Linked DNA regions of Homo sapiens: region 1 is linked to region 2. The links are chromatin loops, found by intact Hi-C in ENCODE. Cell type or tissue: heart right ventricle. All regions are shown on one strand. Each heading gives the region's core, and the rest is flanking DNA. Links, peaks and the distances in the headings are about the cores only. Region 1 holds the start of LOC124904491 (a long non-coding RNA gene). Region 2 has its middle 6.5 kb from the start of ELK4.

Region 1 (6,432 bases), core at 2,299-4,798, 49 kb after region 2:
CATATGTAACAAACCTGCACGTTGTGCACATGTACCCTAAAACGTGAAGTATAATAATAATAAAATTAAAAAAAAAAAAAAAGAGCACAGAGAGACAGGGCAGAGCGAGGCGGCGGCGCCCAGCTAGATAGAGCGCGCCTCCTGGCTCGGGCCCGGCCCTCACCTTTGTACTGCAGCGAGTCCTCCGTGTAGGCCAGCATGCTGGGGAAGGTGCTGCTGAGAAACAGGCCCAGGCTTGCCGTCCCCACGAACAGGAAGACGACGTTGTAGGAGAAAATAAGCAGCACCAGGAACGTCACCACCACGCCAACCTGTCGCGGCAGAGGTGGAGGCGGTTAGGAATTGCGAAAAGCTGAGCATCGGTGGTGAGGAACCGCCAGGAGTCGGCGTCTCCTGGCTTGGCGTTTCCTCTCTAGCCCAAGGAGCCCAGCTGTGTGACCCGCGCGCCACCCCGTGGACCAGGCGGGAACCGCAGTGTTCCGGGGACCGTTCTGACATCTGGAAGGAAGCGTGGAAAGGAGACCCCCGCCTAGACATCTTCCCACCTAGACATCTCCCCTAACAGCTACGGTACACGCTGCGTAAGCATTTGGGGACTGAGGACTACCTGTCCCCAAGGTCTTATCTGTAACCGCGGGAACTCCACCCAAGCCAATTTCATCAGCTCTCTCTGCCCTGCCAGCCCTGGGGGTAGGAGAGTCTCTGTTTCTTTGTGAGAAGCTGCTTCTCTTCTCCTGAAAGCCAAGAGTGCACAGACAGGAAGCCATCAGATAGCAGGGGAAGAGGGGTGGTGGCAGCAGGGTCCCATCCTCTGGGAATCCTAGCCAGCCACCCAGGGAGAGGGTCAGTGGCTGTGGCAGTCAGCTTGGCACCCTCAGATTTGGCTCAGATTCCCATGGGCAGATGCTAACCTATGGTTGGAGACCCAGAAATCTTTCTTTTCTTTCCTTTTTTTTTTTTTTTTTTTGAGAGACAGGGTCTCACTCTGTTGCCCAAATTGGAGTGCAGTGGTGCAATCTCAGCTCACTGCAGCCTCGACCTACAGGGCTCAAGCGTTCCTCCCACCTCAGCCTCCTGAGTAGCTGGGACCTCAGGCATGTGCCACCACGCCTGCTAATTTTCTGTATTTTTAGTCGAGAAAGGGTTCGCCATGTTGCCCAGGCTGGTCTTGAACTTCTGGGCTCAAGCAATCCATCTGCCTCAGCTTCCCAAACTGTTGGGATTACAGGCATGAGCCCCCACGCCCAGCCAAATCTTTCTAGTTCAGTAAAGGTCTCTGTCATACAGGCATGTTTTTGTTAATATAACCATATTTCTAAGTTCTTTAAACACGTTTTTATGTCTGCATTGAGTCACTTCTGTGCAAGATGTATCTGGGAATAAACCCAGGCAGCACAAGATTTGGGGTCAGAAGACCCAGGTGGAAGTCCCGATGTGTTTTTTACCAGCTGTGGAACCCAGAAGTAGCTGATTGCTCTGATTCTTAACTTCCTAATCTGCAAAATAGGAATAGTTACAAAAGCCACACTAAAGAGTGGTGGTGAAATAATACAGATGAAGGGGCTCTGTAAACTGTGGTGCTTCAGACAAATATGAGTCCTAGTGTTTCTCTGTGGGCTTTTCTTAGACGTCTCAGGAGATAAGGATCTTCTATAGCAGCCTATGGCTTTGAGGTAAAAATCTCCTGGATGAAGACATCTGTTTCTTTAAAAAGTAAGTACAGACTATAGAGCTAGGCAAGAAATCTCATCCAGCTCCCAACCCCTCCACTTCTGGGCATGCAGAAAGGAAAGACTTTCAGGGTTGGGAGCCGATCCTGGGAGAGTTGCTCCAATTGGAAAATCAAAGCCGGTGCTCCTAATCCTTGAGGCCTTTACGCTCCTCTAGCAGCCCTTCCGTCTCTGCCACAGGATCTGTTAGGTGGAAGGTGGTCTCGAGGCTCAGAGGCCTTACCCAGACAGACTTCCTTCCCTGGGGAGGGATCAGCCACAAAACAGTGGCCGAAGGAGAGAAACACATTCCCTTCAGAATGGAAATGGAAAGACAAAAGACTTCTTTCATGCAGTAAAAATATGAAAGTCATAGCATAACTATGGTTCCAAAGGTCATGTCTTTCTTTGGCACAGAACATGGTCCCTGAGATCCATTTGTTCTTGCTTTCCCCTCTGTTCACTCTCTCAATGTTGGGGTGGCCCAGGATTCTCTTCTGGCTCTTCCATGTCCGCAGTGCCCTGCTCCACGTTTCACCTGCCTCTACAGCAGGCATGCTTGTATCTATCCCTCTAGCCATGAGCTGTGTCCAGGACTCCGGACTTGCACCTAAAGCTGCCCCTTGGATATAGTCAGTCCCTGGATGACTAACCATGTGGCCCAAACTAGACTCTTAATTTCCTCTGCCAATCCTACTCCTGCACACATCAAGTGAGGGCATCCCAGTCATGCAGTTGCTCAAGTCCTGTGTCTAAGGTCCTTGATTCCTCCTTTCCTTACCTCCCACACCTGGGTCAGCAACAAGTCCTGTCCACACCATCTCAAAAAACATGTTCGATCCTTGTACTGCTCCAGATCCATCCAGACCACCCCATCCCAGCCACCTCCCTCTTGCGCCTGGACTACAATAACAGACAGTCTGTGTTTGACTCTTGCCAGCTACAGTCTGTTCTTCCACACTGGAGTGCACTTTTAAAATGCAGTGCAAGTGGCTGGAGATGGTGGCTCCTGTCTAGTTCTACCACTTTGGTAGGCTGAGGCAGGAAGGATCGCTTGGGCCCAGGAGTTCAAGACCAGCCTGGGCAACATAGTGAGACCCTGTCTCTCTAAAAAAAACAATAATAAATTTTAAAAATGCAATGCAAGCTATGTTAGATGGAAATGTGAAACATCACGGGGCACCTGTATAAGTGTCGTTTACTTCATAGCATGAATAAATGTATCTGTGAGATGCAAAAAAATAAAAAGAAAAAAGAAAATGCAACGCAGACCTGCTTAAAACCTATTGGCTTCCTGCCCACTTAGAATAAAATTCAAAGCCCACCTTACAAAACCCTGAGGATGTAGCCCCTGTTTACTTCCCCATCCTCATCTTTTTCTGCTCCCGATCCCCCACCCTGCCTACCGTGCTCCCCCCAAGTTAGCCTCCTAGCCCCTAACCCAGGCCTTTGAACACGGGCCTTTGAACTTCAGCCAGGCCTGCTCACCTCCTGCCTTCAGGGGCTGGCACCTTCTTAATATTCAGTGTTCAACTTAGGAGCCTGGGACAGATGCCGGGGTTTGGAAGCCGCCACTCCTGCTCCTCTTCTTCCACCTGGCTACCCCATGTACAAACCACATGCATTTCCAGCCATGCCTCAAAGACCGTCACCCTGAAAATCCCTAAATTTGGGGAAGTTTGAAAGACACCCGAGTCTTATTTTAGCCTTGGTGATAGAAGACTAACCAGGACGAACTATCAGCTCCACCAACTCTCTTCCCACGCAGTGTGGCCCCTGCCTCAGCCAGTGACTCAGTCTGGTACTGAGCCTGCATCCCCACTGCCTACACCCTCACCCTCCATCTGTGCTGGGGCACACTGCCCTCCTCTGGCCGGCCGTAAGCTCCCTGGAAGCAAGAACCTTGTCTTCCAGAACTTGGCGGCCTGCAGTTTGCAGCAGGGCTTTGCACATAGCACAAACATACTAAGTCAGGAAGTAGCTGTTGAGCTCCAGGAGAATGCTGAGAACAGGGTGGCCATTAATTTAACCTAGAGAGGAATACTCGGAAGTAGTCACAGTGAATATGACACAGGCACTTCACATCTACACAGGAGAGGCTTGCTCAGGGCCACTCAGCTGCAGTTCCCAAACAGGGTGCCCACAAAAGCAGCTGGAAAGCTTCCAAAACAACCCAGAGGCCCAGGCTCTTCTCCATACCTCCTAAATTAGAATCTCTGGGGTAGGGGTCCATGATCCTATTTTCTCTTTCTTTTTTTTTTTTTTTTTTTTTGATTTGAAGTCTTGCTCTGTCTCTCAGGCTGGAGGGCAGTGGCACCATTTCAGCTCACTGCAACCTCTGCCTGCTAGGTTCAAGTGATTCTCCTGCCTCAGCCTCCTGAGTAGTTGGGATTACAGGCAGGCGCCACCACGCCCGGCTAATTTTTGTATTTTTAGTAGAGATGGGGTATCACCATGTTGGTCAGGCTGGTCTCGAACTCCTGACCTCATGATCCACCCGCCTCGGCCTCCCAAAGTTCTGGGATTACAGGTGTGAGCCACCGCGCCTGGCCTTTTCATGATCCTATTTTCAAAAAGCAGCTCCAGTGAATCTAATGTATTTGGGAGTCACTTGTTCTAGGACAGTGTTTTCCTGAGCTTGCTGGATGATGTAATTCCCCTGGGGTATTTGTTTAATTTATAGATTGCTATGCCTCCTCCTGGACATTCGGATTCACTCAGTCTGGGTTGGGCCCAGGAACCTGATTTTCCTTTTTAAAACCCAGCACTCCAGGTGAGTGTCTATGGGCAATGCCTAACATATGTGGATGCTTCAGACCTTTATTTTCCCAAACCCAGATTTCCACCCACTCTCCTCTGTCTTAGCAATTGGCCTTGTGTCTGACCTAGACAGGGAAGCCAGGGCTGGCCCCATGTCTGTGCCCTTCCTCTTCTGGAACCTTTCCCCTTTGACATCGTTTCGCCCCAACTCCATGGACAGGGGCCTTCCTCCTTGCTGAGCTTAGAGCCTCCTCCACTCCCGCTCTCCATCCCACCTCCCCTCTGTCAGGGCCTTCCTCACTCGGTTACTCTCTCACAATGGTATTTTCACAGACTCCTCCTCCTAATAGGTGTCCTCCCTTTATCCTCTACTATAAGCAGGCCCATACCACCCTGAGTCCTGCAGAACACAACTCCCTTCAACTCAAAAATATTTACAAAGAGAAATGCAAATTCCTCCACTGCTCATCTCCCTCTCACCCTCAACCTCTTGCGTTTGGGTTTATCACCTACCTCCCATCTACATTGAACTGAAATTTCTTTCTTGGGGGTCAACTGGCACGAGGTCAAATCCAAAGGCCTTTCTTGGGGATCATGATCTTTGTCTCTGAAACTGCAACCTTATGTCCAAACCCGCTCTCTGCTAGAAATTCAACCAAGGAAATGCTTTCTTACCTGGACTTAGTACCCTCATTGGGCTACTTGGAAAGGTAGTGAGTTGCAGTTACTAGAGGTGTTTAAGCAGACAGTGAACCCCTTGGAAGGGATGTTATAGATAGAGGTGGCTCAAGCCTGATGGGAGGTTGGACTAGACAATTTGGCAGAAGTCTGTAATGTGGACCCCTGTGTCATGGATGGTGACCTGGATGGACACACCAAGGCAAGGGTCTTAACCCACTGCTCAGGCCCAGACCTCCTGCCTCCTAGGCAGATCAGTTCCTTGAAGGTCATCCTCCATGTCCTGCCTACTTAAGAATCACCTAGCGCTAGGCAGAGTGGCTTACTCCTGTAATCCCAGCACTTTGGGAGGCCGAGGCGGGTGGATCATTAAGAGGTCAGGAGTTCAAGACCAGCCTGGCCAACGTGGTGAAACCCCATCACCATTAAAAATACAAAAATTAGCCAGGCATGGTGGTAGGCACCTGTCATCCCAGTTACTTGGGAGGCTGAGGCAGGAGAATCACTTGAACCTGGGAGACAGAGGTTGCAGTGAGCTGAGATCACACCACTGTGCTCCATCCTGGGTGACAAAGGGAGACCCTATCTCAAAAAAAAAAAAAAAGAGTCACCTAGGAGAGCTACCAAATGCAAATCCCCAGGCCCCAGCCCAGAGGCAGTGATTCCGACGGTTGTGGGATCCCTGGCCTCCACAGCTTTCCACTGACTGGAGGGCTCTGAGCAGCTGGGCACCAAGGTAAACACAGGAGGACCAGGGCCAGCACTGGCTTTCCTCACGCTCATAGCCAGTTGTTGGCTGGGATGGGCTCCACACACTGCAGCCAGCACCTCCTACAGACCTTTCCTTTTATGTTTTAAGGGTATAAGATCAGCAGCCCAGAGAGGGGAAGGGACTTTTCATGGTCACCCAGGTAGGCTCCACCTCCCAGGCTCCCACCCCTTCCTCGTCATCCTCTCTCTCCTCTCTTCCCTCTACTCCTGAGTTCCCATCCTGCTGGCAGAATGTAGGCCTGGGCAAACGTCCTGGGGTAGGGCCAGGAGGAGGCGGCTTCTCCTGGGTCTCTCAGAAGAGAGAGGAGGCTATTCAGCTGCTTACCACGTTGATGAAAACCATGGTGGCCGGCTTCATTCTTGAGGATATGGGAATGGAGAGGAGCCGGCCCAGTGTGATGAAGCCCCAGAAGAGGCTGGGGAGGTAGCCAGCCACCTTGTGTCCCACAGACAGGGGCTTCTCCACAGCATAGCTGTACACGAAGGCGGAATAGGCACCCTGTGGAGAGACCGG
Region 2 (11,687 bases), core at 5,316-7,815:
TGTGCTATAAAAAGAATAATTTTATTTAATTTATGAATATCTAGTAATTTTATAAGTAATATTTTCCTAAAAATCCTTTTAAATTTTCTTTTTCTTCTTTTATTTTTTTGAGACAGAGTTTTCACTCTGTCACCCAGGCTGGAATGCAGTGGTGTGATCTGGGCTCACTGCAATCTCTGCCTCCTGGGTTCAAGCCATTCTCCGGCCTCAGCCTCCCGAATAGCTGGAATTACAGGCATGTACCACCATGCCCAGCTAATTTTTGTATTTTTAGTAGAGATGGGGTTTCACCAAGTTGTTCAGGCTTGTCTCGAACTCCTGACCTGAAGTGATCTGCCTGCCTTGGCCTCCCAAAGTGCTGGGATTATAGGCGTGAGCCACCGCGCTTGGCTTAAAATTTTCTTAATGTTAAAAAAAAAAAAAAAATAGCTGGGCGCAGTGGCTCACGCCTGTAATCCCAGTACTTTGGGAGGCCGAGGCAGGCGGATCACCTGAGGTCAGGAGTTCGACACCAGCCTGGCCAACAATGGTGAAACCCCGTCTCTACTAAAAATACAAAAATTAGCTGGGTGCGGTGGCAGGTGCCTGTTATCCCAGCTACTCAGGGAACTGAGGCAAGAGAATCGCTTGAACTTGGGAGGTGAAGGTTGCAGTGAGCCGAGACCGCACCATTGCACTCCAGCCTGGGCGACAAGAGTGAAACTCCATCTTAAAAAAAAGATGTGAATGGCAGTGGAAAGAAATTGTAGGAATTGTGGGCAGGGGTGTTAGGGGAAGAGATAGAGTCGGAGACCAAGGATGGGCCTTGCCTTTATATCCAGGAGTTCAAAGAACTTGCCTGTCTGATACCTCTCTTGTTCACGACAGGGCCAGGCCTTTTGAGTGGCTGTTACCTACCTCTAAGGGTATGATGATGAATTTTATGTGTCAATTTGACTGGGCCACAGGATGTTTAGATATTTGGTCAAACATTATTCTGGATGTTTTTGGATGGGATGAACATTTAAATCGGTAGACTGAGTAAAGCAGTTTGTCTTCCATAATGTGGGTGGGCCTCATCCAATCAGTAAAGGCCTGAACAGAACAAAACAGATCCTTGCTCTGAGTAAGACAGAATTCCTCTTGCCTGGCTGCATTTAAACTGGGATATTGACTTTTTCCTGCCTGTGGACTTAAAATATTGGCTCTTCCTGGGTCTGTAACTGCTAGCCTTTGGACCGGAACTGTACCACAGGCTCTCCTGGGTCTCTAGCTTGCTGACTTACCCTGCAGATCTTGGGACTTGGGACTTGTCAGCCTTCAATAAGTGTGAGCCAATTCTTTGTAATAAATCTCTTTACACACACACCACACACACACACAAACCCTATTGGTTCTATTTATCTGGAGATCCTAATACAAGGTGACAGTGTTTTGATGGGGGCCCAGGGGTTTGGGAGTGCACAGAGGGCCCCTAGGTTTATTTACTAACACCAAATAAATCATCAATCCTTAGATACCAGAGCTGGGGATCAAAGCACTCTCTCAGTTTACAGATGAGGAAACTGAGGCCCAATGAGGAAGGTTCTTCCCACTGCACAATCCACTAATCTTACCTGTTAGCTGAGGATGGAATCCCCTTAATTGGAGACCATAATTAGAAATAAGACTTAAAATGGGAAAATAATGCACTGACATAAATTCACACGAAAATATAAACAGTTGGATGAATTTTTTTTTTTTCTGAAGAGCAAGGTGCAATGGGGGAAGGCAGGGGTACAGGGTGAATAGACAGATACAGTCCCTATCCTCTCGGAGATCCCTGATCAATGAGTTTCAAAGATGCACAGAAGCAAACTATCCACAGTGAGCATAGTTTGGTTCTTGAAACTGAGCATTCAGGACAATGAGAGATGGGGTACAGGAGGGACAGGGCAGGCCCAAAGACCTTGCCTCCTTGTTACTCTGTTGAGAGCTGGCCCAGACCACTGCAGTCTATGTTACGCTGGGAAACTAATTCAACAGTACACATCCAGAGGGATGAATGGCTAGAGCTGGCCCAATGCTTAATTTCAGTTAGCTGGTAGAAAATTTCTGCAAATAGTCTTCTAGCAGTAGCACTGCATCGCATCTTCTTTACAATGACATTTTTAGGCATGCCACCCCTTTCCTGGTTGTGTTGTGGAAGTGGGGATCAAACCACTCCCTCAGTTTACAGAAAAGGAAACAGGCCCAATGAGGAAGGCTCTTCCCACTGCACAATCCACTAATCTCACCTGCTAGCTGGTGGCAAAGTGGGCAGCAGGGTGTTTGGAGCAGTGAGGCAACTGGCAGCCTATTTTCAAACCTGATGTAAAACTTTTTTTCTTTTTGCTTACATAAAGCTTATGACTGTTCAATCTGGGGTCGATAGCTTGCAACAGAAAACCATGCTGTGCCCAATGTGGCCATTATTGTCATTTTACCTCCTATTTAGAGCAAGGGCAATGGGCAAGATAGTAAAGGTTCTTGAAATCCTCTCACTAGAGGATGGAGATATATTTAGCTTGGCAAAGAGATTCCCAGGAGACTTGAGAGCAGTCTTCAGCTATTGAAAAGGCTGCTCTGAGGAGGAAGGGATGGAGTTGTTCTATGTTCTCCAGAGATCAGAATGGGGCCAGGAGAGGTTACAGGAATACAGGTTTTGGTAGGCAAAGGGTGAAGGGTTCTGCCTTGGAGGTTTTGGAACATGGGCTGGATAAGTGTTTGGTGCAGGGTTGTGAAGGAGATTGAAGCATTAAGGGATGCTTGGGCTACATTATTTTTAAGCACCTTTTAACCTTGAGATTCTCTGATATGAGGCTGTGGACAATGGTCAATTGCCATGAATAGTGGCATCTGAAGAGGTTGAATATGACCATTCATCCAACCAAACGTGTTGGTCTGTTGTGTATAAAGCGCTCTGTTCAACAAGAGATGCTAAGGTCCCCATCCCAAGTACAAACATGGCTGTAATACAAAACAGAATGTTACACAGGCTATAAAGAGGCATATACACCTCTCTTCCTCCTCTCCTAGAATACAGAAGAGATGGTAATAATACACAGTTTGGAGAGCAAGGAAAGCTGTCATGAAAGCGGTGACTATTTCATCATTAATGCATGGTTTAAAAAAAATTAGGCAGAACAGGCTGGGTGCAGTGGCTCATGCCTGTAATCCTAGCACTTTGGGAGGCCGAGGCAGGCGGATCACCTGAGGTCAGGAGTTCAAGACCAGCTTGGCCAACATGGCGAAACCCCGTCTCCACTGAAAATACAAAAATTAGCTGGGCGCAGTGGTGGGCACCTGTAATCCCAGCGACTTGGGAGGCTGAGGTAGATGAATTGCTTGAGCCCAGGAGGCAGAGGTTGCAGTGAGCTGAGATCGTGCCACTGCACACCAGCCGGGGCGACAGAGTGAGACTCTATTAAAAAAAAAATTAGGCAAAACAAACAGGTATGCTATAAAAGTGAGTCTCTAGTATTAATCAGGAAATTCTGACACCTGCTATAACATGGATGGACCTTGAGGACATTTATGCCAAGTAAAATAAACCAGTCACAAAAAGACAAATACTAATGATTCCACTTATATGAGTTTCCTAGAGAAGTCAAATTCATACAGTGCTATAAATGATTACTTATCAGTCTATTACCCTTAACTGAAAATGTCTTGTTGTTCTCTTTTTTTTTTTTTTTTTGAGTCAGGGTCTCACTCTGTCACCCAGGCTGGAGTGCAGTGGTACTATCATAGCTCACTGCAGCCTCTACCTCCTGAGCTCAGGTGATCCTCTTACCTCAGCCTCTCAAGTAGCTGGGACTACGGTCACATGCCACCATGCCCAGCTAAGTTTTGTATTTAATAGAAAGGGGGTTTTGCCATGTTGCCCAGGCTGGTCTCAAACTCCTGGGCTCAACTGATCTGCCCACCTCGGCCTCCCAAAGTGTTGGGATTACCAGCATGAGCCATTGTGCCTGGCCCTGAAAGCATCTTATATTCCTCTTTCTTAGCACAGTGCCTGGTGTATGGCAGGAACTCACAAAATATTTGTTAAATAAATAGGAACATTCCCACAGGAAGAACAATCACATCTAATGGGGTAGAGGTGGGAGGTGGTCAGGGGAAGCAGGGAAGAAATAACATTTGAGAGCTGAGTCTTCCTTGAAGTGGGAATTAATCATTCAAAATTTACTAAGTCCCTATTTTATGCCAGGCATTGGGCAAGGACCCATTGGATATACAGAGATGACTGACACAGCATTTAGTTTTTCAGAATCTCATCGGATAGAGGAGACAATCCAGGCTGAGAGCACTATATAAACAAAAGGCTGGAGTCCTGAAAATGCTTTATGTGTTTGCAGGGGATATAGTTTATGAAGGAGGGGATTAGGCTTAAAAAGAGCTAGACAGTGAAAGGTGAAAGTAGGGAACAGTGGAAGGTGATATGGCCTTTAAACTTTGCTGCTTACAGGTCTTTCAGGTTACAGTTTGAACTTGATCCTGGAAGCAGCAGAGAAATCAATCACTGGCTACTCTTAAAACAGCTGAGTGACACAATCAAATGTGTACTTCAGAAATTTTCCATGTGGCAATGTGGAGGATGGGCTGGATTGCCTTGTTATTGGGAGACAAATTAGAAGGCTACTGCAATAGTCCTAGCAAGAGATGATGACAGGCTGGGCACGGTGGCTGACACCTGTAATCCCAACACTTTGGGAAGCTAAGGTGGGTAAATTGCTTGAGGCCAGGAGTTCAAGACCAGCCTGGCCAACATGGTGAAACCCTGTCTCTACCAAAAAAAAAAAAAAAGCAAAAATTAGCTGGGAGTGGTGGCACACACCTGTAATCCCAGCTACTTGGAGGCTGAGGCATGAGACTCACTTGAACCTGGGAGGCGGAGGTTGCAGTGAGCCAGGATAGCACCACTGCACTCCAGCCTGGGCAAAAAAAGCAAGACTCTGTCTCAACAAAAAAAAAAAAGAGAGAGAGATGATGATGAGAGCCTTGGGGACAGGCATGAGGAACAGATTAATGTGAGATATTCTAGAGGTACATGCATCAGGCCATGGTGACCAATTGTCTGTGGAGGGTGAGGCAGAAGGAATTGTTGAGGATGACTGAGGTGTCTGGGTAACGCTTTCAACTGAAACTGGGAAAGGGGATCAACTGAAACTGGGAAAGGGTTTGGTGTGGCAGGTATAAGTAATGAGTTCAAGTTGTATATTCTGAGATGGAAGTGTCATGAGGACATTCAGGTGGAGAAATCCTGTAGGACACTGGAAACGGATCCAGAGTTCACAGAAGACAGGATAAAGGTTAGGGCTCATTAGCATCTGGGTGATGAACGAAGGCTTGGAGAGAATGGGGTCCCTTATGGGGAGTGTGTTGAAGGACAACAGGCCGAAGATAGAAACCTGAAGCAAGGACAGAACTTTCTTTCAGAGCTGGTAGAAGAGAAGTCCCAAAAGAGAGACAAAAACTGGTTAGGGAGATAGAAGAATCACAGAGGCCAAGAGAAGAGAGTGTTTCCGAGAGGGTGCCAGGAAGGGACAGCTAAGTCTGCTCTGGAGGTCAGGGATGTGTACCTAAGGAGGCAACATCTAAACTGGTCTTGAGGAACAGCCGAAGATGGCGAACGGGACAGTTCCTGAAAAGGGAATGTGAGATTTGGCAATCAGGATAGCTGTAGCCTTTACTACGGAAAAGTCAGTGGTGGAGACAGCAGACAGATTCAGCGGGCTGAAGAGTAAGCAGAAGGTGAGGATGGGTAGGCAGGAGATAGAAACCATTATTTTTTGAAGTTTGATACTAAAGAGAAGGAAAGGCTAATACTTGAAGGGGGAAGTTTTCTAAATGGGTGGGACTTGAGCATGTTTACTAGCAGAAGGAGAGGGAGGTGAGAGGCCGAACGTAAGAGAGGCAGTAGTGGGTGAAGCAAAGGCCGTGGAGAGGCAGACGAAACGGACTCCAGCGCAAGCCACGCTGCAAATCTCTATGCCAGGCAGTTTGTGCCTCTGAGCTCTGCCATGCCATTCCCTTTTCCTGGATGATCTCTTCAATAAACCTTTACTGAGCCACTCCTGGGGCAGGGATTATTCTGCAACTGTGCTGCAAAGGTAAACAACCTGGGCTCTCTTCTCCAGAACTCATTTCCAACACTTGAAGAGACAAGTAAGAAACTTCAAGTCAGTGTGGAGAGTGCTGCAAGGACCAGTACTGGACATGATGGGAGACACTGGAAAGTCCCAAACCTAGTTTAGGGTGTTAGGGGACTTCCTGGAATCGGGGACATCTAAGCTGAGCCCTAAAGTAGGAGACAGTCAGATGGGAGAGAGTAAAGAAGAAGACATTTCAGGCCAAATGCCTGAATACCATACCCTGGAGTGGTCAGGTTGGTTCTCTGGTGGGAACACGAAGATTCTCCTGATCTTCTCCTCCCTACTCTCAACACTCTCAACATTCGTAGTTTTTACCTCCACTAAATACTCTTTCCTATATTATAGTGATGTTACCCCTTTATCTACTGGAAACTTCTGAAGAGAAGAGACTGGTCTTATTTTTGAATCTCCTAAAGTATCCAGCACAGAGCTCAGCACACGGTTAATGCTTTAAAAATATTTTTTGATAAGAAATCTCAGGCCTAAGAATCCCTATCATGGCTAATAAATTCTCAGAGGGCCATTGGTAGGATTAAGATATAGAGATTAAAAAGGGAAAGAAAAAAGTATGCATAGGAAGAAAAAAGGGTCAGGGAACAAGAGAGAGACAGAGAGAGAGCTGGGAAAGAGGGTGGGGAAGAAGCAAAGAGACAGATAAAGTGTACACACAGTGGGGAGGGATCCACTTACAAACCAAATCTAGCCAGAATTCTTTGCTCCATGAAACCTTGTCTTTGGATATTTTCCATCATGGGGAGAACTCCTTATTCTCCCTCTGCTTTAGGGGTCTCCCACTGGAATCTGATTCATAGATAAATTTGGTAAGTTGCAGGCATCACAACTCCATCTTCTGAGAAGCAGGGAGAAGCTGAGAGAGGGAAAGAAGGGGAAAAAAAGCCTACAAAACCAGCAAGTTTCCCACTTTACAGAGTGAGCCTAGACAGAACTTGAATTTTCTTCCCTTGAGAGTTAGGAGGAAAGCTGGTAGCTGTGTCACACTCCTGAGTTGTGTACACGACTCACAAGCCAAATTTTCTAGCACAGCAGAACAATTTTGTTTTGCTGCTGGATATATAAAGCAAGGAAAAAAAAAAGATGGCATTCCATCTTTTTGAATTAGCACCAAGTCTTTCAAACTCCACCCTTTCCAGGAAATGTTCTTTAATGCAGTGGGAGGTGGTAATTTTACTCTCTCCAAACCCTCATTTTACTTCCCTCACAACACAAAACCCTGCTCAGAGCTGCACTTATATCTTCGTTTGTCAGCCTGACTGCCTCTCCCATCATTTCTGAATCCTTAGCTGAATTCTTTGTTCATGTCAACGGGATAGCAAAAGAATTCTGAAAATGCTGGAAGTCGTGGACAGCAATGATGGTCGCTGAGGGTGTCAGTGTTGCCAATTCAAGACTCAGAATTCCTAGAAGAGCAAATGCTCTTTGAGTTTCTTCTGTAATAACAGCATAGTATCATATATTGGTGCTTCCTTAATTAACTTTAATTGAAGAAGTTTTTTTTCCAGACAGTGATTATAAAATACACCAGAGAGGAAAAATTATTTTGGCTTAAAATTCAGAGCAATATGTATTCTGCAAGGAGCTGGTCCAAACACCAGAATCTTAAACAATTATACAAAAGGCAGATTTCATGAGCTTTTATCAATTAAGGAACACCTTTTCCAAAGGTGGCTCACGCCTGTAATCCCAACACTTTGGGAGGTCAAGGTGGGCAGATCACCTGAGGTCAGGAGTTTGAGACCAGCCTGGCCAACATGGCGAAACCCCGTCTCTACTAAATACACAAAGATTAGCAAGGCATGGTGGCACACGCCTGTAATCCCAGCTACTCAGGTGCCTGAGGCAGGAGAATCGCTTGAACCCGGCAGGCAGAGGTTGCAGTAAGTCGAGATCCCATCACTGCACTCCAGCCTGGGTGACAGAGTGAGATTTTGTCTCAAAAAAAAATTGATATATTCTCTCTTCTTTCTCTATTACATATTCCATATCAATTTTTATAAGTCTAGAAATAATACATTTATCAAAGACCAATAAAATTACTTGAGGTTAAAAATATTAAAAGAAAATAAGTAGACTGGGTGTAGAGATCAAGAATGAAAATTATATGAAGCTATTTTCTGACCTGTGTTTGTGACAGGTCATCAAACATATTAGACAGTTGCTATGCCTCAGGCGGTAATTGCAATAACTCATGTCTCGTCATGTCCTCTCTGAAAAAACAATGTATTGTGTGGAGATTACAGCTAGTCCTGAAAGATGTTGCCATGAGTTTACTTCACAGTCTAGAGGCCACAAGTACCTTGTTCAATGACCTTCAGATTGGGTTTTCTCCGGACCCTTAATACCCTCTGATTAAAAGCCTTATTATTGGGGATGAAACGTTTACTGGTTATATTTGGTAAAGTTTAGGACCTTAACAGGTAGTAGGGGTTGCCAGTGCTGCCAGATTCAATATACAGCTAGCCAGAGTTTTCTTTTCAAAGATAACTTTACCTCTATCTAAGATCTCAGTCCACACAAATATAACAGCAATAGGGCTATTTACCAAGAGTTCAAAGCATCATTTGATCAACCGCTTTTTTTTTTTTTTTTTTTTTGAGACGCAGTTTCGCTCCTGTCACCCAGGCTGGAGTGCAGTGGCACGGTATCAGCTCACTGAAACCCTCACCTCCCGGGTTCAAGCCATTCTCCTGCCTCAGCCTCCTGAGTAGCTGGGATTACAGGTGCCTGCCACCACACCTGGCTAATTTTTTTGGTATTTTAACAGAGATGGGGTTTCACCATGTTGGCCAGGCTGGTCTTGAACTCCTGACCTCAGGTGATCTACCTGCCTCAGCCCCCCAAAGTGCTGGGATTACAGGTGTGAGCCACCACAACCAGCCTACTGCCTTTTTCTTTTAGTCTATCCATTACAGACATGAAGTGAAAGGTATGTCTCTTTTATTTCTAAAGATGTTGAAAGTGAAACCCAGAAAGGGTAAGTCGCAAGGATTTTCTCAGGAGGTTCAAGTTTTGAGTTTAGGGAGACCCAAAGGCTAGAACCCAGATATCCCAGATTTTTATTCTTTCTTCTCAGTCATGTTGCAATTTGCTCCACACTTGTCCCCACCTGGGGTTGTGGGTGCTGTCTTTGACTTAAAAGATATCTCTTCTTAATGTCACGTGCTACAGGATATTGCTTGAAAGACGTAACAGGCAACTGGATGGCTCCATGCTTGCTTAGTCAGTCAAAAATCCGTGAAACACTTCTTTAGGAAAAAGGGATAGTGACTGGGAGTAATGATGAAGCAGTGAAATAAAGAGAGGGAAGAGGAAGTTGCCTTGAGAAGTAATGATCATAACTAGGTGTTATTGGGATAGGAAATGTAATTAAATTAGGGGCAAGGGGTTGCAGAGCTGAGTTAACTGCAGTGATTAAGAAAAAAAATCTAGGCCAGGCCCGGTGGCTCACATCTGTAATCCCAACACTTTGGGAGGCCAAGGCAGGCGGATCACGAGGTTAGGAGTTTGAGACCAGCCTGGCCAACACGGTGAAACCCCGTCTCTACTAAAAATACCAAAATTAGCTGGGCGTGGTGGTGCACACTTATAGTCCCAGCTACTCAGGAGGCTGAGGCAGAAGAATCGCTTGAACCCGGGAAGCGGAGGTTGCAGTGAGCCGAGATTGTGCCACTGTAACTCTAGCATGGGTGACTGTGTGAGATTCTGTCTCAAAAAAAAAAACAAAAAACAAAAAACAAAAAACAAAATCTAGGGCAGGCCAGGTAGAAAATACATATTTAAACATTTTAAGCCAGGCGTGATGGGTCACGCCTGTAATCCCAGCACTTTGGGAGGCCGAGGCGGGCGGATCACCTGAGGTCAGGAGTTCGAGACCAGCCTGACCAACACGGAGAAACTCCATTTCTACTAAAAATACAAAAAAATTTAGCCGGGCATGGTGGCGCATGCCTGTAATCCCACCTACTTGGGAGGCTGAGGAAGGAGGCTCGCTTGAACCCGGGAGGCGGAGGTTGCGGTGAGCCGAGATTGCGCCATTGCACTCCAGCCTGGGCAAGAAGAGCGAAACTCTGTCTCAAAAAAATAAATAAACATTGTAATAAAATCTACAAATTTTCTTTGGGATGGCTCTGAGTAACTAAGGCTAAGATCAGGAATCCATCTATCTGGTGGGAAAGTGACCAAACAAGATAACGAAAAAGCAGTCTTTTTGGTTGACCAACGTAACTACCATGGAGTTTGCACAAACAGAACCATCTGTTGTGTGAGGAACCATGGAGAGAGATTGTGTATTTATAGAATCTTGAGTGGGAAAACCAGGCACATTAATTAACTTTTCCCCTCAAGTTCTCTAATTAGAAATCCACTTTTCTTCCTTTCTCTTCTGTCAATATGTACCGCCTTAAAAAAAAGTCAATTTAAAAGCAGACAGATTTGCTATGACTAATTTAAGAACTCCCAAAGCAGGCTGTTTTCCAAAAATACACTGCAATTGACAATGCCGTAAGCTCAGTCTAAAAGGGATATGACACAACTACTGGCCCTAAGGCCGAATCAGATGTTTACTGCCAGTTTGAACAGAGCAGCGTAGTGTGCAGATCTCCACAACCCTTAACTGTTCTTGGTAGGGGGCTTTAAAATGAAATCTTTTTATAAACAAATGTTTCCAATAGGTGTATCCTAAACAGCCTACCTTAATACTTTTTTTTTTCTTGGTTTCCAAGATGGAACTTGTTGCAAGGAAAATTTTATGTTAGGGGCCAAGACTGCTAGTGCTTTTCAGATACTGCATGTTCCTTATAAAACATGTCTTAATATGTTTGCATGCTTTGGTAAAACTAATTTTGGAAAGGTAACATCTTTTGGTAGAGTTGTTTTTACAGGAATAGCTACCTTTGTGGATTATAATTACTCTGTATTATGGAAGAGGAGGCTGGAAATCAAGGAAGTGATGATTCTCTTCCAAAAGCCTACAAAAGGATGACAGAATCACATTTCACTCAGTGAGTTCAATTAACTATACATTCAATTGTGGGGGCAAAAATAAATGACACCACGATTTACTGGGTATCTACTATGTGCTAGGTAATGCACTAAGTACATTATGCTCTATACTTCATTTAATCCTCTCAGCAATGCTGCTCATTATCGTCATTTTACATGAGGAAACTGAGGTCCAGAAAGGTTAAGCAACTCACTACAGGTCACACAGCTAGTAAATGGCCTCGAATAACCAGTAACTCAGACACTGACCTCTCTTTGGTTTCTTGTTAAACAAACACCTAATTTATTTCTTGGAGGTTTTGTTCAGCTGTCCTAATTTATGACTTTACATTCCTTCTGGTGCTAAACTGCTCAAGTAGCCTCTTGTATCAAGTGTGACCTGATTCCTTAAGAATTTTACTTAATGAGAACCTCTAAGCTAGAAACTCTTGCTAGGTGTTTCATGCACCTTATTTTCTTTAATCATTACAACAACTCTAAGATTGGGTTCTCTCCACCTTATAAATGATGACT

Evidence for each region. Hi-C counts contacts between places; a loop is a spot of excess contacts. Peaks named below come from ENCODE experiments on the same cell type or tissue, not always from the same donor. Only the 100,000 strongest peaks of a DNase experiment are listed, where the experiment ranks them.
Region 1: it touches region 2 in a loop (3-fold over the local background); 92 of 110 quality-filtered maps call a loop at or near these places.

What each region holds. Positions count from the first base shown.
Region 1 is chr1:205,586,019-205,592,450 of GRCh38, reverse strand. It overlaps SLC60A1 (solute carrier family 60 member 1), which reads right to left. Exons shown (of 10, transcript NM_181644.5): 6 at 6,244-6,417; 7 at 164-311. LOC124904491 (a long non-coding RNA gene) reads left to right here and starts at 306. Exons shown (of 3, transcript XR_007066823.1): 1 at 306-581. RefSeq lists enhancers at 1-196, 96-455, 276-570, 5,390-6,180. In heart right ventricle, for the core only: CTCF peaks have their summits at 3,406 and 3,608 (motif pointing left); no DNase peak of the experiment used is centred there.
Region 2 is chr1:205,632,619-205,644,305 of GRCh38, reverse strand. No RefSeq gene overlaps it. Among named protein-coding and RNA genes, the nearest start is that of ELK4, 6.5 kb to the right of the region's middle. In heart right ventricle, for the core only: no CTCF peak of the experiment used is centred there; no DNase peak of the experiment used is centred there; H3K27ac peaks cover 1,250 bases.